Regions from separate parts of the Homo sapiens genome. Here region 2 is linked to region 1. A link is a loop called in an ENCODE intact Hi-C map of the cell type or tissue named here. Cell type or tissue: CD4-positive, alpha-beta T cell. All regions are shown on one strand. Links, peaks and the distances in the headings refer to the core of each region. The heading gives the core; the rest is flanking DNA.

The links. Peaks named below come from ENCODE experiments on the same cell type or tissue, not always from the same donor. Only the 100,000 strongest peaks of a DNase experiment are listed, where the experiment ranks them.
Region 2: a loop joins it to region 1, with 24 times the contacts of the local background. A loop is called at or near these places in 62 of 110 quality-filtered maps.

What each region holds. Positions count from the first base shown.
Region 1 is chr18:53,564,971-53,570,358 of GRCh38, forward strand. All of the region lies in intron 2 of LOC124904304, which reads right to left. It overlaps LINC01919 (long intergenic non-protein coding RNA 1919), which reads left to right and starts at 3,477. Exons shown (of 6, transcript NR_110798.1): 1 at 3,477-3,580. RefSeq lists an enhancer at 1,665-2,521. In CD4-positive, alpha-beta T cell, for the core only: a CTCF peak has its summit at 3,196 (motif pointing right); no DNase peak of the experiment used is centred there.
Region 2 is chr18:54,117,310-54,122,697 of GRCh38, forward strand. No RefSeq gene overlaps it. Among named protein-coding and RNA genes, the nearest start is that of SNORA37, 100 kb to the right of the region's middle. In CD4-positive, alpha-beta T cell, for the core only: CTCF peaks have their summits at 2,340 (motif pointing left) and 2,539; a DNase peak (open chromatin) is centred at 2,362.

The DNA of each region.
Region 1 (5,388 bases), core at 206-5,205:
TGCCTCCCGAGTCCAAGCAATTCTCCTGCCTCAGTCTCCCGAGTAGCTGGGATTACAGGCACATGCCACCATGCCTGGCTAATTTTTGTATTTTTAGTGGAGACGAGGTTTCACCATGTTGTGCAGGCTGGTCTCAAACTCATGACTTCAGGTAATCCACCTGATTTGGCATCCCAAAGTGATGGGATTGCAGGCATGAGCCACCATGCCTGGCCTATTTACTCCATTTTTTAAATGTCTTCTTTAGCCCTCTAAGGAGAAAACAAGGGAACCACAGGTCCATGTCAGAAGCTATGGACTTGCCAAGGCTTTTCTACAATGTACATGTGTGGAAAAAAATTGCCAGAGCAGAAACATTCTGCATGTCCACTGACATCAACTCAAACTGTACAAAGTTATCCAAAAATGAAAAATATATTTAAGGGACATATACAATAAATTACAGTTATCTTTTGTAACAGCTGAAAGGTAAGTTACCTCAGGATCAAACAGAATCTAGGATTGAAACGCTGCAAAATTATTTCTACTTTCTGGAAAGGTCAACCTCATACTCTCCTGTGGCAAACTGGCTTCGTTAATGTGCTGGAAAATACAATGGCTGCCAGCTCTCAAACATGACTTCCCACCCATTGTCAGAGAGGGATTGATTTGTATTATCTCTAGATGCCTAAGCTCAAACATTCCAAGCATCAGCTATGATAGGTCCTCCGTGTGTCAGGTGCTTATCCTTGCACCATCAACTATGGTCTAATATGGAGGCTATAAGAGCATGGCACCCAGCATTGTGTTCACCATGGTTGGATTAGAGTTAGGAGGTAAGACACTGGAGTATTTTCCCAAAAAATGCTCTGCTGGTTTCAGAAGGTGGAAGAAGTAGTGAGCAGACAATATTATACAAGTCCCTATAGCACAACAAAATAAAATAAAAAAAATCTTGGAATATAAGCAACTGTTGGAGAAAAGAAGGAAAAAGAGAAGATCACCAATTCCTGAGTGAAATGTGCGGCAGATTCTGATGCATTCAGTTCCTAACAACATTTGTCTTTGTGGGCTACAACCACTGGCCTAGAAAAGAAAACAAGTATCTCTGGAGTCAGCAGGATGAAAGCTGGAAGAACTGACTAAATCAGCGCTTCTCAAGATTCTCCAGGCCATGGATAATGTCGAAGACAAACACTTCTGGCATCATCCAGCACACACATTCTTCAACTGTTCCTATTAAAATACTTCTCTTGAGCAAATGAACACACATAATTCTTTGAACAAAACATAAACAAAAATGTAATTCAGTGGTTGGGTGCGGTGGCTCATGTCTGTAATCCCAACATTTTGAGAGGCTGAAGCGGGAGGATTGCTTGAGGTCAGGAGATCGAGACCAGCCTGGACAACATGATGAAACCCTAGGTCTACTAAAAACACAAAAATTAGCTTGGCATGGTGGTTCAGGCCTGTAATCCCACCTACTTGGGAGGCTGAGGCACGAGAATCACTTGAACCAGGAAGGTGGAGTTTGCAGTGAGCCAAGATTGAGCCACTGCATTCTAGCCTGGACCACAGAGCAAGGCTCTGGCTCAGAAAACAAAAAAGAAAAAAGAGAAAAGAAATGTAATTCAGACACAAAGTAATTTTTAGACATAAAAATTGATACTAGCCTATATAGATATTAATACTTAAGCCTACAGTGGGAGGTCACCATCCATGATCGTGGGTTTACCCAGGCATTCTATAGTCACGACCAGTCATTTTCAGAACAAATTATTAAGTTTCTCTGTAATGTGTCCTTACTCCACACACACAAACACACACACACACACACACACACACAGACACTCTCTCTCTCTCTCTCACATTACCCACTCCCAGGCAAACTAGATGTTTTGAATTGCTAATGGTGCAATTTAAGGCACTGTAGGTGGTATATTATAAGTTCCTTTCAAATATTGCAGGATGGATCTGTTAATGAGGGATTCTTCACAGGTTAAAAGAAGGAATCATTTCTAAAAAGCCCAGAGGAATTCCAGACTTCAAAGCTGCATTTTTCACTCTGTTTATAGTCATTAGGTCCCATGAACAGAAATTTAAAATCATAAGATACCAGGAGATAATGGGGATTTCTAATGACTAAAGGTAAAATGTCTAGACTCTCTTTGTGATGTTATACTGCAATAACTTGAAAATGAGGTAAAACAAAAACAATCATAAAAAATTAAGGTGAAACAAAAGATCACTTAACTTATGAATTTTTAAAGTGTGGGTCCAGGTTAGCTAAGTTTCCCTTTTAACTATGACTTAGGCTTTTGGGGAGCCCCTGCTGAGAAATAGATGTCTTACTAGATATCTCAGAGTTACAACTAAGGTAGAAAGCATTTTGACATAATTATGCATGTTTGTATTTATAAAGAGGTATTTTTTATTATGCTTATTATTTGGTTTTCTCCTAGAGTAGGTCAGAACACTTTCTCAAGCTGTTTTCTTGATGCAAAGATATCCATTGCACATCCAGAGACACACACACACACCATCAGAAAGCAATATCTATGTGGCATCCGGTAATATGGTGTTTTAGTCTGTTTTCTGTTGCTGTAACATAACACCACAAACAGCAATTTATTTTTTTGAAAAATTAAGTGTATTTAGTTCATGGTTGCAGAGGCTGAGAAGTCCCAGCGCATGGTGCTGGCATTTAAAGAAGGCCCTCTTGTTGCATCATAACATGGCAGAGGGGATCATAAGGTGAAAGGGCAAGAGTATGCCATCTCAGCTCCCTCCTCCTCTTCTTATAAAGCCATCAGTCCCACCATGGGAGCCCCACCTTGATGACCTTATCTAATCCTAATTACCTCCCAAAGGCCCTACCTCCAAATACTATCAATGTATGAATTTGGGGATTAAGTTTTCAACACATGAGATCTGGGGTATACATTCAAACTATAGCATATGGTAGTATCTGTCAGCTTCAGTCTTTTAGATTTCCTTTAGGATCACTGCAATCATAAGCATATGCCACAGACATCAGAATTCTCTTTGGGCGTTCTTATTATGTCTCTTGGAATAATTATATATGGCTGCCTCCCTTTTCTCAAAATCACAAGACTTCGTCTCATTAAGTCTGTGGTGAAATTGTTTCCCTGTCAACTGGTAAATGGTTGTAATTACAGCAGAAAACCACCAGATGGCAAAATGGCAAACTCACATGAATCCAGATAATAAAAGGGTCTTCCTTTCTTTGAGGGCTTCCTTCAAAAACCTTGGCCTGCGATGGCCTGGATTGCAGGAGTCCTATGATGTTGGCTAGTCGGTGTAATTGTCGGGCTTTTCCCTTAATCCATTTATGCCTGAGGTTGCAATTTTTTGAATTTTTGCAATTAGACCTTGGCGATGACCTTGAGCAGTAGGATATAAATAACTCCCTTGTGTTTAGCATTCCAGTAATGGAACACTAGCCATAATAAACCGTTCCAAAAATGCGTTCTAATGGCTCTCAAGCAAGGTCCACTTGCAGTGAAATAAACCAGAGGTTTGAATCATGGCTTGATACGAAATTATTGGAAAGAATATGGCGATGACATCCACAATGCCGGTAAATACGTTAGTATTTGGAGGACTCCAAAGGGTGGATCTGAGAGTGGAGAATGAATATACAAATCTCTAGCCTCTGGAATAGCATTATGTAAAGGCTCTGGAAAACATGGTTCCTCAAAAATCCCATTTCCGTGTTAAATCATCCTCTCATCTGGGCATTTGACTTCATAACTAATTTAAGTCCCTCTATTTGCAGTTGAAGCCCCTCTCCTTTCCTCCAGTTAACAGGAGGCTTTGAAAATGAAATATCTTTTAAAATTATTCACAAATATTCTGGTGGGACACCAAGCACACCACTTCCATATCAGATGCATTAACTTACTCATATTTTATGCATATAACTTTATATATCCATTATGAGGCAGAAAAATGATTCTGGAGATCTATGTGAATTACCTATAACTTGAATCACAACCTAAATAATATCACTATTATTCAAGGTTTTTTATTGAATATGTTTTATTTCTGCTTTAAAAGCATATTATATTTGATTTAAATGGAGTAATAAAAAGAGGAGTATTCTGATATAACCCTATAAATCATCAATTTAAAAGTAGATCTTAAGATTTCCTTATTTCCTTAATTTAGCAAGTGATTTCCAAGCTGGTGTATGGAGATAAGTAGTAATATACAAAAATGCTAACATGGGCTAGTGAACCTCTTTCATTATTTGAAAAAGCAGAATAGAAACTGAGCAGTTACCAACAAGAAGCCTCTGTCAGATAAACTAAATTTTTTCTGCTCTGGCATAGAATTATATCAGCTCAATTGAATGTGAAACGATAATGACAATATTAATAATTAATGCTTATAATAACTAATGACAAAGATGATGCTGAGTCATTTAATATTTGCAGTGTTGCCATGAGTCAGGATGTCCTCATATTATACATAATGTAACTGAGGCTAACATGTCTTTTATTCAGCAATTTGCATATGGTTTTAATGTTTCTAACAATTGAGCTTTACTATTATGAGTATTTTTGGAATAACTATCAGAAGCTCTGATAGTCATTGTGTATAAATTTACATAGATTTTGCAGTTTATCATTGCAAACATAACATTTCAGGGTAGTCATAAATATTGGTACATAAAATACATGAGTAAAATTTGAAAATGAATAGCTAATCTGGAAAAGTTTGGAAACCTCTGTTGTAGGCAGTGAAGACACAGCCTTCAACGAAAGAGTGTTGATTGGTGAAACCTTTTCCAAATCTTCATGCTGATTATTGAGCAGGTTAAAATACATATAGCTCTCCATATTACCTTTCATGCATAACAAGAATGGAAAAACCATAGACCCTCATAATAAGGGGCTCAGAATAGTAAGGATCCAACTCATGTTAGATATCATGGGGGGAGGCAGGGAATGGCTTCTCTTTTCTCATTCTCTTCAGCTTTTTCTTTTTCGTTCTGATTTTGAAGATGTTTTCTTCAACTCATCTTCCACATATTCTTTTTAAAGGTTTTCTGCTAGGATCTTTCAAACTCTGAAATATCTTCTCAGTTTCTGAATGTTCATTTTTACAGTATTTTGATTTTATACGTGCTGTATGCTCTTTTGCCTTCTAAGATATAAATATACATTTTGTTGAAATTTTCTTCTGTTTGCTGCACTTCCTTGATTATTAATTATTTGAGGCCCTTTTATATTTATTGGTCACTTTAAGATCTCTTTTTTGAAGTATTTTTTCAAGTCTAATGTCCATACTTCTACTAAGTTAAAAGGACTTAGGAATTATATCTCCCTTTTGCCGTTCCCTAGAATAGTATGCATGAATTTGATGCTAATGATGAAGCCACTT
Region 2 (5,388 bases), core at 225-5,224, 550 kb after region 1:
GGGGCCCAAGAAATATTTTTGTGCTGTTGCTCAGTGTTCTGCTGGAATCTATCTGCTTTCCTAGGCAGGGCTTTACTGCCAGAGAGGACTTTACAAGCTTAAATCAAGTGTTAATACCACTATTACTATTCATCAGGCTGAAGGGTTATTTTTCTTGAATTCATCTTTAGGCGTCTCCTCTGCTAATTCAATGTCAGTGAGGTCTTTGGCTTCATAAGGATGTGAAGCAATAGAGTTACATAGGTTGGTAGATGAATAAAAAGAAGTGATACCAGAATGTAGACTTAGAGAAATTAGGATGAAATGGGAAAAAGAAATGAGAAGACTGGTTAAGAGCTCTTTCAGAAATTTATTAATAATGAATGTGCACAAAACTACTATCTGTACAATCATGTCTCAATTTATGTGTTATGTGCCATCTTAAAAACTGGACTGTGAAGTAATATTTGAGTCAAATTCTATTTCAAATGTACCTCAAGGCAATTTAAAAAAATAGTTTGGAAAATGTCTCTGTAAAGCAGAGACTCTTATAATGTGAATAATCATTTCCCTATTGTATGTCTTGTAAGTTGGAGTTTTGTCAGGTTTGCTTAATGAACGACAAACTGCACCTTCTATTTATGTTAAATAAATAAGTAATATTGAAGAGTATGCTGGAAGACTTCATCTTTCTGTGCAGTCTAGTCATTAGGTGCATGAGATCAGTTGCTCTAGTTCTGAATCACTTGCACCAAATAGACCAGTATCCCAGAAAATAGTCAGAATAGGAGGGGCAGTCTCTGCTCCAGGAAACCTTAGGTAAAAAACAAAACAGAAAGTGTTATCTAAGCCAGCACTTTTCAAAATTTAACTCATACATAAAGCACCTGGATTTTGTTAAAATGCAGATTCTAATTCAGGCGGTCTGGGGTGAGGCACAAGGTTCTGCATTTCTAACAAGTTCCTGGGTGCTGATGCCAATGCAGCTGGTCCATTTACCACGCTTTAAGCAGCAAGGATCTAAGCTAAGCTGACGAAATAAATGGCAAGAAGCATGTGTTGTACTCTGCAGTTTATCAGCAACTTGAATATCCAGGCAAAATATATTTGAGGTTTCCAAACCATATCAGTGATGAAACAGGCAGAAAAAAAGGGGGACTCGTTGAGACAATGTTTTCTGTTTCCTCCTGTTTTCTCATGTCGCATTCCCATCCCCATCCTCTCTTCTGTAGGAGGGGGCGCTCTGTTTAGTACAGGGAGTCGGCTACCATAACATTTCCAGCAGAGTCTTCCTATTTCACAACAACAGTGAAAAAGCAGGGTAACTGGGGAACGGTCAAAGGTTTAGCTTTGATCTCCCACAATATCATTCCTCTGAGCCTCCTATGCTCACTCTTTCAAAAAAAAATTAATGCAATGCCTTTTACTCTGGCTTCTTCCTCTCTTGAGATGTCTCTGGAACAATAGAGAGGTGCTGGATATGCTAAGTTTTTCCTTTGAACTAAGGCAAAAGGAGTACCTAAGCCCCAGAATACCTCTAGGCTCTAAGCACTGTATCAACTTTGAAACTAACTATGAGATTATAGTTCTATATTTTTAGAAACACATCTTTAACTGAAAAATTGTGGATAAGCCATTGCACCAACTTTTTAAAAGCCATGGCCCCAAAACAGGCACATAAAGAACTTCACCCTCTCTGGGCCTCAGAATAATTTCTGTACCTTGGTTTTCTCAACAGTCAGAGTAATCCATAAGAAGACACACCTCATATTGCCATTGTAAGGCTCCCATTTCTACATGGTTTAGAGAACTCCTTAAAACCACAAATCAATCATGACACTCAAAAGGATTTAACTTCCAATCAGTAGAAGTAAATTGCAGAAAAAATATTCAAAATCAAAATATTGCCACTTAGAAATTGCAGATCGCTATTCTACAAGCTGAAAAAAAATCAGTATATCAGAATTGTTTTTTCAAAGATATATCAGGCAAAAGTAGGATATAAGAGCAAAAATTCTTGCAAATGGCATGCCATGCCAATTAATTCTACATTTATTTCTTCTTAAAATCTCTTTTTTGTATGATGACTATTTTATGCTTCAAAGGAAAACCAGCGTATACAAAACAATTTCTATTGCTAAATACCCTTTCTGTGTGCACAAAACCACTATAAGAATACACATTCACTTAGGATAGATATCAATATTATATGTACTAATATACTGTAGATGCTCATAAATATTAAAGATATGCAGAGAAGGATACAGGAACATAATTTTTAGGTGACATTTTTTACTAATGTGGTTTTTATTGTAAAACATAACCTGTGTGTGTTTCAATAGATATGCCATATCTGCCCTCTAGTGGAAAGATGGGATTAGCACTTCAAGCTTGCTGTTCTGGTTTCCACAACAGAAATTTGCCTGCAACTAGAGGAACATCGTTACTGAACTACCAGAGGAGTACGGATTCCGTCCTGACTGACCATGTTATGCTAGGAAAAAGACACATCTGGGTATGTCTTTCAGTTAGTTGAGTAGGCTCTGCAGAGGTATGAGATATGAGAGACCAGAGAAATGGAGAGGCCTTGGGTAAGAGCTCAAGCGGAAGCCATTATGCCCATCCACTTGGTCACATGACAATGTTCTAGACGCCAAGGGATCATTTTGGGCACAGCACGTATCCTTCACTCAGACTGTCCTCTGGCCCAAGAAGCTCTGGTCTTCTGCTAGAATTTTAGAAAGCTGAGAGCTGCTCATAAAAACCGATTTATTTTCAGGGTTATCATGGAAGCAGAAGGTAGCACTGCCCTGGAACCAAGAGGGTGTGACACAAAGCTAGGGGAATGATGTCCCCTCACTTCCTCTGTCAGCACAGCATGGCACCATCACATCAAGGGCACTGGACATGAAATAGCCTCAACAGTGTCAGTGTTTTAGCACAGGGCAATAACTACAGGACCCTTTAAGGATGGCACAGCACAACTTCAGGGGCCAAGAGCAAATATTGGTAACCAAGAGCTGCTTAGCAAGCAGCAGCACCAGAACCAAAAACAAGGCACCATTCATTGCAGGGAACCACATCACCAGTGACCTTGGCAGAACAGGTCAGGATATGTTGTCGAAGAGAAGGAAAATGGAAACATCTTGTGGTGGCTGACAGGATTATATTCATAAGCAGCATGAGATACTCTCTGAAGATCGCTAGAAATAACTGGCTTTTAGAAGATCCTAAAATTGCAGGACAGGAAAGAGCCAGACAAGTAGTATTTAGACTACTATTGTGAGCAAGCTAATGTGGCTTGATAAAGAAAGTCCCATCAGTCCTGTGCACCATCTGGAACATTGTCATGACTTACCAATATGCAACGTAAATTTTCTTGCTGATAAGGCAGCAACAATTCTGATGAATGAACACACATCAAGAACAAAGGAAACAGAAGAAGGCTGGAAGAAACTAAATAGTTTGGTTAAGACTGGAAAAACCCAGGCTCCATAGAGAATAAACCCCAGAGAATCTTCAATCGTCTAAACCTCAAACATACAAGGAACCTGTCAGCATCTTCACTGTGTTAATTATTCCCACCATGGGAGTTCATGTTTTCTATGTTTCAATTGGGCTTTTCATTTGGGTATCGGAACTCCTTATCATCATTCATACCAAACTTGTCCCACAGGTTTTCACCTCTGGATTTTTCCATGCCACTTTAAAAATCTTTTTCCTCCGCAATGTCTGGTACAAAGTAAGGGACCAATACATTTTAAATAAACATACTTTATAAGTTAAATATCTTCCCCAACACAGAAGGCAACCCATTCTTAAAACTTACATGGAAATCAGGCCTCACTTCACTCCACCTGCTTTTTACATCTATTCCTTCAGAATTAGTTAGACATTAGGAATATCCCAGGAATAAGACATATCAAAATCATCAGATGCTAAAATTCTCATCCATAATTTCTGCACTAAGTTTCCTAAAATCAGTGTGTATTACTTTTAACATCAAAGTCAAAAAACAAAATTTAAAAAATCTTTTCAGCTTAAGTATCTTCTCATAAAACATTTTTACCTACATTTTTACTCTCTGTTAATGGTAGGGCCACACCTCCCAATCACACAGTATCAAACCTCAGGTGTTTCTGGATTCTTCCTTTCCCTGTTGCTCACCTCCCAGATGCAAACAGTCTCCAGATTACATTTGGGTTTTTTTCCCACCTTCATAAATTATCTTGCAAACATCTTTTTTTTTTTTCCATTTCCTCTGCCGCTACCCCACTGAAGATTCTATGACCTTATGGCTAGATAGCTACAATCTCCTGTTGCACTTCTAGCTTTTCCCTGCTACATCCTGAAAATATTGCAAGGTTAACCTTAACTTAAAAATATATAGGCTGGGGGTGGTTGTTCATGCCTGTAATCCCAGCACTTTAGGAAACTGAAGTGGGAGGATCCCTTGAGCCCAGGAGTTCGAGACCAGCCTGGGCAAAATAGCAAGACCCCATGTATATAAATAAAAAAAAATAGCCTGACTTGCTGGCATGCACCTGTAGTCCCAGCTGCTTGGGAGGTTGAGGTGAGAGGATTGCTGAAGGCAAGGAGGTAGAGGCTGCAGTGAGCCATGATTGCAGCACTGCACCTCATCCTGGGCAAGAGAGACCCTGTCTCAAAAAATAAATAGAAGATAAATAAATAAATATACACGCACACACACACGCATAATTTCTTTGGTTTTGAGCAAATCACTACAGTCAAAACTGTCATTGGTCCCTGTATTAGTCTGTTGTCACACTGCTAATAAAGACATACTTGAGACTGGGTAATTTATAGAGAAGAAGAGGTTTGATGGACTCACAGTTCCATGTGGCTGAGGAGGTCTCACAATCATGGTGAAAGGTGAAGAAGGAGCAAAGGCACGTCTTACTCTTACATGGCAGCAAGCAAGAGAGTATGTGCAGGGGAACTGCCCTTTATAAAACCATCAGATCTCATGAGACTTATTCACTGTCATGAGAACAGGATGAGGGAAACCACCGCCGCGATTCAATTATCTCCACCTGGTCCCTCCCATGACACACGGGAATTATGGGAACTACAATTCAAGATGAGATTTGGGTGGGGACCAAAAGCCTAACCATATCAGTCCCTCATTGCCTTGAATAAAAAATCCAAATGTTCCAGTTTGACAAATTTCTCTCCAGCTCCCACTTGGCATTCAGCTACCCTCCTAACTTCTACAGTCCCTCTTCTACCCGCCTCATCACCACCTTCTATGAATTCTCTGCTCCAAATAAATGGGCCTGCTCTCTGTTATTCATACAGACCATCTTATTTCCCCCAGTGAATTTATGTCACTCACTTTTCCATACTTTAACATTTTCTCCCACCTCCTCTCACTAAAAAAATCTTCCT